Linked DNA regions of Homo sapiens: region 2 is linked to region 1. A link is a loop called in an ENCODE intact Hi-C map of the cell type or tissue named here. Cell type or tissue: breast epithelium. All regions are shown on one strand. Each heading gives the region's core, and the rest is flanking DNA. Links, peaks and the distances in the headings are about the cores only. Region 1 overlaps LOC107984798 (a long non-coding RNA gene). Region 2 has its middle 39 kb from the start of TPM1.

Evidence for each region. Hi-C counts contacts between places; a loop is a spot of excess contacts. Peaks named below come from ENCODE experiments on the same cell type or tissue, not always from the same donor. Only the 100,000 strongest peaks of a DNase experiment are listed, where the experiment ranks them.
Region 2: a loop joins it to region 1, with 36 times the contacts of the local background. A loop is called at or near these places in 1 of 110 quality-filtered maps.

What each region holds. Positions count from the first base shown.
Region 1 is chr15:63,110,720-63,116,100 of GRCh38, forward strand. It overlaps LOC107984798 (a long non-coding RNA gene), which reads right to left. Exons shown (of 2, transcript XR_001751584.1): 2 at 3,092-3,437. Among named protein-coding and RNA genes, the nearest start is that of LACTB, 8.5 kb to the right of the region's middle. In breast epithelium, for the core only: no CTCF peak of the experiment used is centred there; no DNase peak of the experiment used is centred there.
Region 2 is chr15:63,001,293-63,006,673 of GRCh38, forward strand. No RefSeq gene overlaps it. Among named protein-coding and RNA genes, the nearest start is that of TPM1, 39 kb to the right of the region's middle. In breast epithelium, for the core only: no CTCF peak of the experiment used is centred there; a DNase peak (open chromatin) is centred at 2,372.

The DNA.
Region 1 (5,381 bases), core at 81-5,080:
CCCCAGGCCAGATTACTGCTAGGGGGTTGCCAAATCAAGTTTCTGGATCTGCTAAGCTGAGTCCCCATGTGGCTGACCTCAACCTCTCTAAGGTCCTTCCACCCTGGGAAGCCTGGCCTGGCCTGAGGAACTGCTGGCTCTTCCTCATGAAAACCACACCGACTGGTCACTGATCACTCATGATGTGTGGGCTGTTAGGTGAGCTCTTGGGAATATAGCATAGACTTTGGTACCAGGGAGGCCTGGTTCACATCCCCTCTCTACGAGCCGTGTGATCATAAATGAGTTATTTAACTTCCTTCAACCTGTGAAATGGAGGTGACATCTCTAGTGTATAGTTCTGTAAGGATTGATAGAGACAATATGTACCTAATCCCAAACACAGGGTCAGGACTACGGTAGTCTTCCAATCAAGCTTGCCCCTTCCTGCGCACAGCCATGAGTCTCACCGTGCTCATCTCTTTGTATACTGGACACTTCAGCTACTTCCTCTTCCGTGTTATAAGCCCCATGGCGGCCCTGTGTTCTGTTAGTCCCCTGGCTACAAGTCAGTGACTTTACCCATCATATTCCTAGTGGCCTGCTGTCTTAGTTGGGGTCTCCCCACAAGTAGAACCTGAGACAAGGATTCCAGCTCAGGTAGTTTGTGGGAGATGATCCTAGGAAACACCACTGAAGATGTGAGACAGGGAAAGGAAGGAGACAATGAAGGATGCGAGATCATGCAAGTTACCCATGTGGCTGAAGCTTGATCCCCTCAGGGAACTCAGAGACAGTTATCCCAGAAGGACAAGAGTGCTGAGGCATTTTACACCTACTCCCACCAGTCTTTATTTTTTTGAAGGGGGCAGCAATTACTCCCCAACACTTCCTGCCTGCTGCACTCATGGGCAAGACAGCCTCCAGCACCAGAGTCCTCAGGCAGGCACTGGCAGCTGGAAGGGCTGACATGGGGAAGTGGGAGGGACAGCTGCCACATCTGAGGAGTGTCACTTTGGCTACCTGCCTCCCTGGTCACAGCTTCCCTCTGGCCTTGCCTATTCCTTGACCAGTCATGAGCTCAACATACCTATTGCATTGTTCTGACCTAACTGCATCCTAGTGTCAAGCTCCTCCAATTTGCAAACAGATAAATGAATTTTTAAAAAGATTTTATCATATATATTTAAGGCATATAACATGATGCTTTGATATACACATAGATAATGAAATGGTTTGTGACGAGAAGGGAGACCATTTCCTCAGCAAACTAACAGCTGCTCTCTCTGGTCTATGCCTTCTACTCTATCTTTAAACATCCTGCATCACTATCTCCATTTTGCAACTGTTAAAGCTCCAGTCTGCATTTGTCAAAGGCTGATCAGGTTCAAGAAAAATTTTTCATCACCATTAAAACCTCTAATTCTTTCTCCCAGCTAACCACATAAAAGTTACAACCACCTCTGGGTTATCATTATGGTCTTGTTATTATTACCTGAGAATGTTTGAAAACATCCCACAGAGAAATCTAACTAAAAGAGTCTAGAAAACAAGAGGGTCACCGTATCAAACACTTGTTTATCACAGGCGGGGTGAAACGCTGGGAGAGGAGGTTATTAGATGTACCCAGCCCTGAAGATCCAACTCTGACACCCTAGATGCTGTTCATTAGTAAGAAATAGTTATGGAGGGCCTACTAGATGCAGAGTGCTTGTGTTGAGTTCCATCAAGAACAGAGAGACGCTTGAGAAACTTCCAGAAATAACTTCTCTTTCCAAAAACAATGCTGAGCCTGTTCCAACTTCCACTATTAGGAAAGTTTTTTTTCTTTCTTTCTTTCTTTTTGGTCTTATCCAGTATCATCTTCTATAGTGAACCTCTTGCTGGGAGGTTTAGAATTTTTGTACCATGTGGCTGAAAGGGACCTCAGAGTGCATGCTGGTTTACAGATACAGATTCTGAGATTCAGAAGGAAAATAATTAGCCTGAAGTGAGCCCACCTCATTGGTGGTAGAGCAGGGCCTGAAATCCTTGCCTCTTGTCCCTAGTGCTCGCCTGCTTTATCCTTTAAACTGTTACTAGGTCGGGCGCGGTGGCTCACGCCTGTAATCCCAGCACTTTTGGAGGCCAAGGCAGGTGGATCACGAGGTCAGGAGTTCAAGACCAGCCTGGCCAAGGTGGTGAAACCCTGTCTTTATTAAAAATACAAAAATTAGCGGGGCGGGTTGGTGGGTGCCTGTAATCCCAGCTACTCAGGAGGCTGAGGCAGAGAATTGCTTGAACCTGGGAGGTGGAGGTTGCAGTGAGCCGAGATTGTTTCACTGCACTCCAGCCTGGGTGACACAGCAAGATTTCATCTCAAAACAAAAAGAAAAAAAAAAAGAAGGTATATAAGGCAGCCAGCACATAGCAGTGACATAGCAGTCTAATAATAATAGTGAGCTGTCACCATTTGTCTCCCTATTGGTGTGACATGGCTTAGTCCAACTTAAGGTCCACTCCTGACTTGAATTCCATTTTCCAGACCCCTGATAGGGTTGGTTCTCTCCAGCTAAAACTCAAGATCTACAAATGAAAACCATCAGAGAATTCAACTTAGCAGACTGCTAAAGCTACTCTCTAAATCAGTAATCATAACCAATTGATTTCACCATTTTTCTATAAAAAGTGCAGTTTTACACTGATTCATATAAAGTTTTCAATACATGTTTGTTGAAACTTTTCCTGTGACTGGCATTGGTCTAACCCTGGAGGAAACTAAGTCTCTAATCTGAGGGAACTCACAAATCATTGGCAGAGAAATCTCAAAAGAACAAACCCAAAAAGTCTAGTACAATTGTAACATGGGGCTAAGTGTGACAATAGAGGAATGCAGGGCACAAAGAGGGAGGAAGACAGTGTTTTCCAGGTGGACGCTGGGGGAAAAAACGTTCCAGGAAGAAAGAAAAGCCCGTCCAATGGCCTGGAGACATTAAACAGCCATCTATTTTAATAGAACTGAGATCGAATCACAGGTGGGATAGAGATGGAGTAGGAGGGAGGAGCCTGATTCTGAGAAGCCTTTTGTATCAGGCACGTTCTTAGCTGTAAATTCAAAGACCACTCTGGCCAGTTAAATAGAAAATGAATTTATTAAAACATATGGGGTGGGATGGCTACATATTTTATCTCCTCATTTGAGAGGGAAAGTGGAGTTATTTCTAATTATGCCAGGATTGCAAGTGTAAAGGACACACGAATGGAGTCTTTTAAGATTCGGGTGCTCCTAGAAGCTGGGCTGTTGACAGCGGCCTTGCGCCTGATACAGTGGTGGGTACAGTGGGGCAGCCCTGCCACACTGTGAGAACCCCTGCCACTTACTGCCCAGAGAGCTGCATGTCTCATCCAACACCGTCAATGGCATTGCCAGCTTCTGAAAATGTGCACCTCTGACTGGTGAGGCCTGCTTCACACACCTGCTGCCAAGCGAAGGGAGACAGACTAGGAAAGTAAATTCCTGATGGCACCACCTACCCGCTTCAGCCGGGACCTCCCTGCGGCTTTAAATGGCACCCTGGTCAGCTCCTAGAGAGAGGCCATTGAACTGGACTTGGCAGGGGAAATAGTACCTGAAGCAACCAAATATTCACTTGAAATTACACTGTTTTGATAGCTTCATGTGACGGAAAAGGTGTTGGACCAGATGGAGTTATCACTAAAGTTCCCCTCTACCCTGGTGGGGAGGGATTTGGCCAAGCAAAGCAGGTAGCAATTACTGGGAAAAACAAAACCTTCGTTGTTTATACTTCGGTGGATTGGGACCTCTCAAACAACCAGTTACAGTTGTTAACTGCCCTTTTGGGGGTATGAAAAACCCAGACCTTCCAGGGTCAGAGGCCTGGCCTCCTTCTTGGCAGAAGAGGAAATGAAGTTCATTCCTTTGTGGTGAACCTGATTCTGAAAAAACAAAACCCATTTTTTTCTCAGTAGGTTATCCTACCACATGTCCAACCATAGGAGTCTGGACTTTCTCTTATTGGTTAAGCTTTAAAGCATTTTGAACAGGAGTTAGATATGGTTATATTTGAGTTTCAGAATATTCATCCTGGTTCATATTCCACCTTTTTTTTTTTTTTTTTGAGACAGGGTCTCACTTTGTCACCCAGGCTGGAGTGCAGTGATGCAATATTGTCTCATTGCAGCCTCAGCCTCCTGGGCTCAAGTGATCCTCCCATTTCAGCCTCTCGAGTAGCTGGGACCACAGGCACACACCACCACACCCAGCTAATTTTTGCATTTTTTGTAGAGACGGGGTTTCACCATGTTACGCAGGCTGATCTTGAACTCCTGAGCTCAAGCAATCTGCCTGCCTTGGACTCCCAAAGTGCTAGGATTACAGGTATGAGCCACCACGCCTGGCCATCTTTATTTTTTTAATTAAACTTTTCCATAAGTTTATTGCGAGTACATAGAAACATAATTGATATTTTATGCTTATCATGTATCCTACGACCTTGCTGGACAAACATTCTAATTTTAGGAGGTGATGGGTTTTTGTTTTCCCTTTAACATTTTTTTTTTTTTTTTTTTTTTTTGAGATGGAATCTTGCCCTATTGCCCAGGCTGGAGTGCAGTGGTGTGATCTTGACTCACTGAAACTTCTGCCTCCTGGGTTCAAGTGATTCTCGTGCCTCAGCCTCCCGAGTAGCTGGGACTACAGGCAGGCACCACCATGCCTAGCTAATTTTTGTATTTTTAGTAGAGACAGGGTTTCATCATGTTGGCCAGGCTGGTCTCAAACTTCTGGCCTCAAGCAATCTGCCTGCCTCAGCCTCCCAAAGTGCTGGGATTAACAGGCATGAGCCACTGTGCCCAGCTCCTTTAAAATTGTTTACATAAGCAATCATGGCCTCTGCAAATAAGGACAATTTTATCTCTTTCTTTTTGATCTGTGTGCTTTTAATTGTCTTTCTTGCCTTATTGCACTCGATATAATTTCTAGCACCTTGTTGAATAAGAAAGATTAGAGTGGACATACTTGCTTCGTATGTCTTTCCCACTAAACATAATGTTAGCAATAGATTTTTTTGTAGATGTTCTTTATCAATTTGAAGAAGTTTTTCTCTATTCCTATTTTCCTAAGGGTTTTTTCGGTCATGAATGTGTTTTGCCTAATGATTGATATGTCTGCATCAATTGATATGATCATGTGATTTTTCTTTTTTAGCTTGTTAATGTGGTTAATAGTATACACTATACTGAGATATAGTAGGACAGGACTTGTGGCTAGAAGCAGCTGTAGAAGAGCATTCCTTCTTCTAAAGAAATAGCAGCAGAAGGAGATAAGGTACTGGATGGTCAGTCCTCAGCCTCATCTCTTACCTCACGCCCCTTAGTTCTCTACTCCACCCACCATGACTATC
Region 2 (5,381 bases), core at 79-5,078, 110 kb before region 1:
CAATATAGTAGAAGGGGAAATGAAATAAAACCTATTCGACTAATCCAGTAGAAGTCAATAAAGCAGGAAAATAAAAAGAGAAGGAAATATAAAACATGTATTTAGAAAACAAAAAGTGGTAGAAGTCGGTCAAATATCAATAATCACAAGAATTATAACAGATTAAACTCATCTGTTAAAGGATAAATTTTCAGATTAGATTTAATTTTTTCATTCATTCATTCAACAAATAATTATTAAGCACCTACTATGCATACTAGGCAGTGGTCTAGGCACTGCAATCCAGCTAAAAGCTATTCTAAAAGACACATTTAAAACCAAAAACAGGAAAGGATCAAAACCAAAAGATTAAGAAAAAATATTCCAGGTAATACTAACTAAAAGAAGTTGATCTTGACAATATTAATTTGAAACAAAATAAGCCTTAAGACAAAAACTTGGCAATAAAAAGGTCTTGATAAAGAACAATTCACCAAAAAAAAAAATATAGTTAACCTGAACCTGTGTAACCTTACAACACAACTTCGAAATATATAAAGCAAAAACCGACAAAAAGATATTATTGACAATGAATAATCAAAGTGGTAGATTTTAATCACTTCTCTCAGAAAGCATTGAATCAGACCAAAAAATTGTGAAGGATACAGCAGAGTCGAACCACAGTTATTTATGAAAACTTGCACCTCAAAAATAAAGAATAAACAGCTATTCAAGTACATACTTACAAGAACTAACCATGTACCCTAGGCCACAAAGAAAATACCAAAAGGCATCAAAGAATTGATATTATACAGATCATATTCACAAACCTCAGTGCAATAAAATTATAACGTCAGTAACCAAAACATTTCCACACAACCCATGTGTTAAGAAAATTTCTGAATGCCCCTCTAAATAATTAATGGGTAAAAGGAAGAATAATCATGGAAATTATAAACTATAACTTAATAACAATAGAATATTATATAGCAAAATAGTAAAGAGTAACATAAATATGGTTACTGTCCCACAGACAACTCCACAGCACAGGGACATCCCAAGACTAAGATACCAGATGGGAACCCTTAAAACTAGGGCAAGTGAACAGAAGAGTTTTAGAAGGGCTGAACAAGACTATCTCTCAAATAGCATTTTTTTTTTTTTTGAAACGGAGTTTTTCTCTTGTTGCCCAGGCTGGAGAGCAATGGCGTGGGCTTGGCTCACCGCAACCTCCACCTCCTGGGTTCAAGCTATATCCTAGTCATCTTCATCTGTGTAGAACCACATACGGTAGGCATTCAGCAAGTCTTTGTGGAGACACCTTTGGGGTCTGCACCCCAATGCTACTTCTTTAACTGGCTGGAGCATTTCAAACCGTGGTCTGCCTGCTATGGCTAGAGGGAAGATACTTACCCTGGTTTTTAGGGGTGTTCCAAAAAAGCTCCCACCATTGCTGGGCCAGAGAGAGCCAGAAAGCCACATTCCTGCCACATCATGCCCCCATCCAAAACACCGCCACAGTGCAATGACACCCCACTGGGGACCACTTTAAATCAGAGCCCAAGATTTATTTATTTATTTATTTATTTATTTATTTATTTATTTATTTATTTTTGAGACAGAGTCTCACTCTGTCACCCAGGCTGGAGTGCAATGGTACGATCTCGGCTCACTGCAACCTCTGCCTACCGCATTCAAGCACTTCTCCTGCCTCGGCCTCCCAAGTAGTTGGAACTACGGGCCCCCACCACCATGCCTGGCTAATTTTTGGATTTTTTAGTACAGACGGGGTTTCACCATGTTGGCCAGGCTGGTCTTGAACTCCTGACCTCAGGCGATCCACCCACCTTGGCCTCCCAAAGTGCTGGGATTACAGGCATGAGCGCAGGATTTTTAATAGATGTCATTTTCCAGTCTGCCCCCTGGAAGTCTGGAAATGTAGAGGTTTGGCCTGAATCCTGTCTGGAAATTGGTGTTCACCTGCTTTTGCAGAAAGGAGTAAGATTTCACTCTGGGCAAGGAAAAACCTCATTAAAGGCTCATTTATCTTCCTGGGGAGCCGTTTGCCTGAAACGAACTGAATCTTAAAATGCAAATTCTTTCTCAGGGAATGAGCGTGGCAACTGAAGCTGCAATACCTGTCAGAATGATTTGAGAGCAATTCTTTTACTATTACTATCATCATTATCATTATTATCATTATTTCAACCCAGCCATTAGGTTAATACTATTAAGTCAGCATTTTCAGCAAATTGTTAGTGGCGTGAAAGTGTGTGTGTGTGTGTGTGTGTGTGTGTGTGTGTGTGTGTAGGGATTACAGCTGTCATCATTTCTATCCTGTTGTAAGGTTTAATAATTTAACCACAGGTATGTGCTCCAGGCTGAAAGCCGATGAGTGAGAAGGAAGCAGGGAGGAAGGGGGGTGCCCAACCATACATTGTCCCATTAATATGAAGGTAATCAGCATGACTGTTGGATGAAGTAGAGCACGGTCCATGAGGACGCAATAGAGCACATGTGTACACATCAGCATCTCAGCACTTTCCATGGACCCTGGCCCTCTCTGTGGCTAGGCATTGGTGGCAGTCCCAAGAAGCCTAAGATGAAATTGACTTTAAAAAGTGGAAGCAGCAATGTGATTTGTATCCCCCGGGAAGTATGGCTTGATTTATTACTACATCCCCAATTACCCAGTGCTTGACAGAACTGGTCAAGCAGGGGAGGGGGCCAATAGTGTTAGTTCCCTTCCATGGAGATTCATGGCAGCGTCACTGAAAGTGTGGGAGTGTTGGAGTCAGCTGAACCTGAGTGTGAATCCCCGCTGTGTGACTGCACAGGTGACTTAACCTCTCTGGGTCTGTTTCCTTATCCACAAAATGGGGGCTGGAACCCTTTCTCCTAGGATGATTATGAGTGTTAAATTAGAAAAATTCAAGGACTAGCTCACCGTATGCACATGCATTATAGGCACTCAGTCAACAGCTACTCTGCTGCTAGGCTGTTCTGTTCCAGGCTTGTTTCCTAGCTCCGGCAGGGCCCAACTCAGTGCCTACCTCAGGGCTCCAGCTAGGGCCTTCCAAAACCTCCATGGCCAAATGAACTGTCCTGAAGACATCCAGGAGGAGGCACCCCACCCCTGGGGAATCTCTTCACTCTCTTTCCCTGGCTCTGGGCAGTAATCTGAGATGTCAGGCTGGGTGTTTCTTTTAGAGGACAATGTGTCTTCAAGTACTGCCAGGGCAGTGATGAGCAGGTTGTGCATGGGACCCTGGGGGACTGTATTTGGGTCTCCCTTTCCTAGAGACCCCCTGTCAATCTTCAGTGTTCCTCAGGAGGCACTCACCTCACATCACACCCCACTAAACACACACACACACATCAATAACAAGAGCATCAACTTCTTTTTTGGAAACTTTGGCTCCAACTAAATGAATCAGGGCCATCATCACAATATCCCTGTCCAGAAAATGAACATAAAGATACATGAATAACCTTGTCAATGGTTTAATTCCTCCACCCTGAAATTTACTATTTAAAACTTGGAGATAATAAAGACGTAGAAATTACAGGGGGAAAATGATCTACGAACAACCTTTGGCTAACATTTAGCAATATCTCTTGCAAGTCTCTCCTTTATGCATATTTCATTTTATATAATAATGATCAACTTAGATGTTTGATATTCATTTATGTGTCCTGCTTCTCTCACCTAATTTTATAGAGTGAGCATCATTTTAATAGTTGCATGTTATTCTCTAAGAAAGGATACGCCATGATTTATGCAACCACCTCCCAATCATTGGAATCTCAGATTGCTGCCAAAACATTTGCTATTGTAAATGGCATTATGAAACAAATCAAGCCTTTTCTACTTTGAGTTCCTTGTTGGTTGGTTGGTTGGTTGGTTTTATTTGTTTGTTTGGGGGTTTTTTTGAGACAGGGTCTCACTCTGTCATCCAGACTGGAGTGCGGTGGCACTATCATGGCTCACTGCAGTCTTGACCTCTTGGGCTCAGGTGATCCTTCCACCTCAACCTCCCCAGTAGCTAGGACTACAGGTGCTTGCCACCACACTTGGCTAATATTTTGTATTTTTAGTAGAGACGGGGTTTCATCATGTTGCACAGGCTAGTCTCAAACTCCTGGGCTCAAATGATCCACCTGCCTCGGCCTCCTGAAGTGCTGGGATTACAGGCATGAGCCATCGCACCCAGCCTGCTTTGAGGGTTATTATCTCAGGAATTATTCCCCGGAATAATAAGTATAAGGTTACCTGTTATAAGGCCCCTAATATGTATCACCGACCTAATTTCCTAAAGAGTTATATCAATGTATATACCCCTAAACATTTGCTCATGATCTTCAAAGATATCCACTCTCACCAAATAAATAAATAAATAAATAAACTCAACATCCTTAGAAAATGTCTCAAGTAGATGGCAGAACATTAAGCCATCACTTCCCAAAATGTGGGTCCCTCCCATGCCACTGTAGTATAGGAGATATTAGAGCACGAGTAAACTTTTTTTTTTTACTTTAAGTTCTGGGATACATGTGCAAAACGTGCAGGTTTGTTACATAGGTATACATGTGCCATGGGGGTCTGCTGCACCCATCAACCCGTCATCTAGGTTTTAAGCCCTGCATGCATTAGGTATTTGTCCTAATACTCTCCCTCCCCTTACTCCCCACCCACTGACAGGCCCTGGGGTGTGATGTTTCTCTCCCTGTGCCTGTGTGTTCTCATTGTTCAACTCCCACTTATGAGTGAGAACAGAGCATAAATAAACTTTTAGTATATATTAGAAAAACTATGAAACACTCAAAATCCGTGTTTCTTTAAATATTATCAGGCCTTGGCTAAAGTGTGGGTTTAAGGGTTTTTTTTGTAGGTGTGTTGAGTTCAAACTGTACGCTACTATGATAAAAGCTGTAAACATAGAGCAGGAAACTGCCCTGGTCTGTCAGGCAAAGCACAGTCCTGCCCTTAGAAAGAACAGGGCAAGGCAAGGAAAACTGAGTGAAAAACACTGGCTTACATGCACACACACACACACATACACACACACACACACACACACACATACACGCACAGCCACATGCTAATGCACAGCCCTTCAGGGTTGAGGGTGAGGTGAGGGCAGCGTTCTATGCTATTATCAGGCATTGTTGCCTTAGTGAGAATGAGGTGTCTAAGGGAGCAGAGAGGCCAGAGCATGCCTTAGGGTATTAGACTCCGCCATGGGGGATTAGGGCATGGGAGAAAGGCAAAGACAAGAACAGGCAATTCAGAGGGAAATTGTGTAAACTACTTTTTCCAGTTTCACAATTTTGCCTTGAAAGTCAAGTATGGTCGAAGAAAAGCCAGGCCTGTTTCTCTGTTGTTCAAACGTCCAGGCATG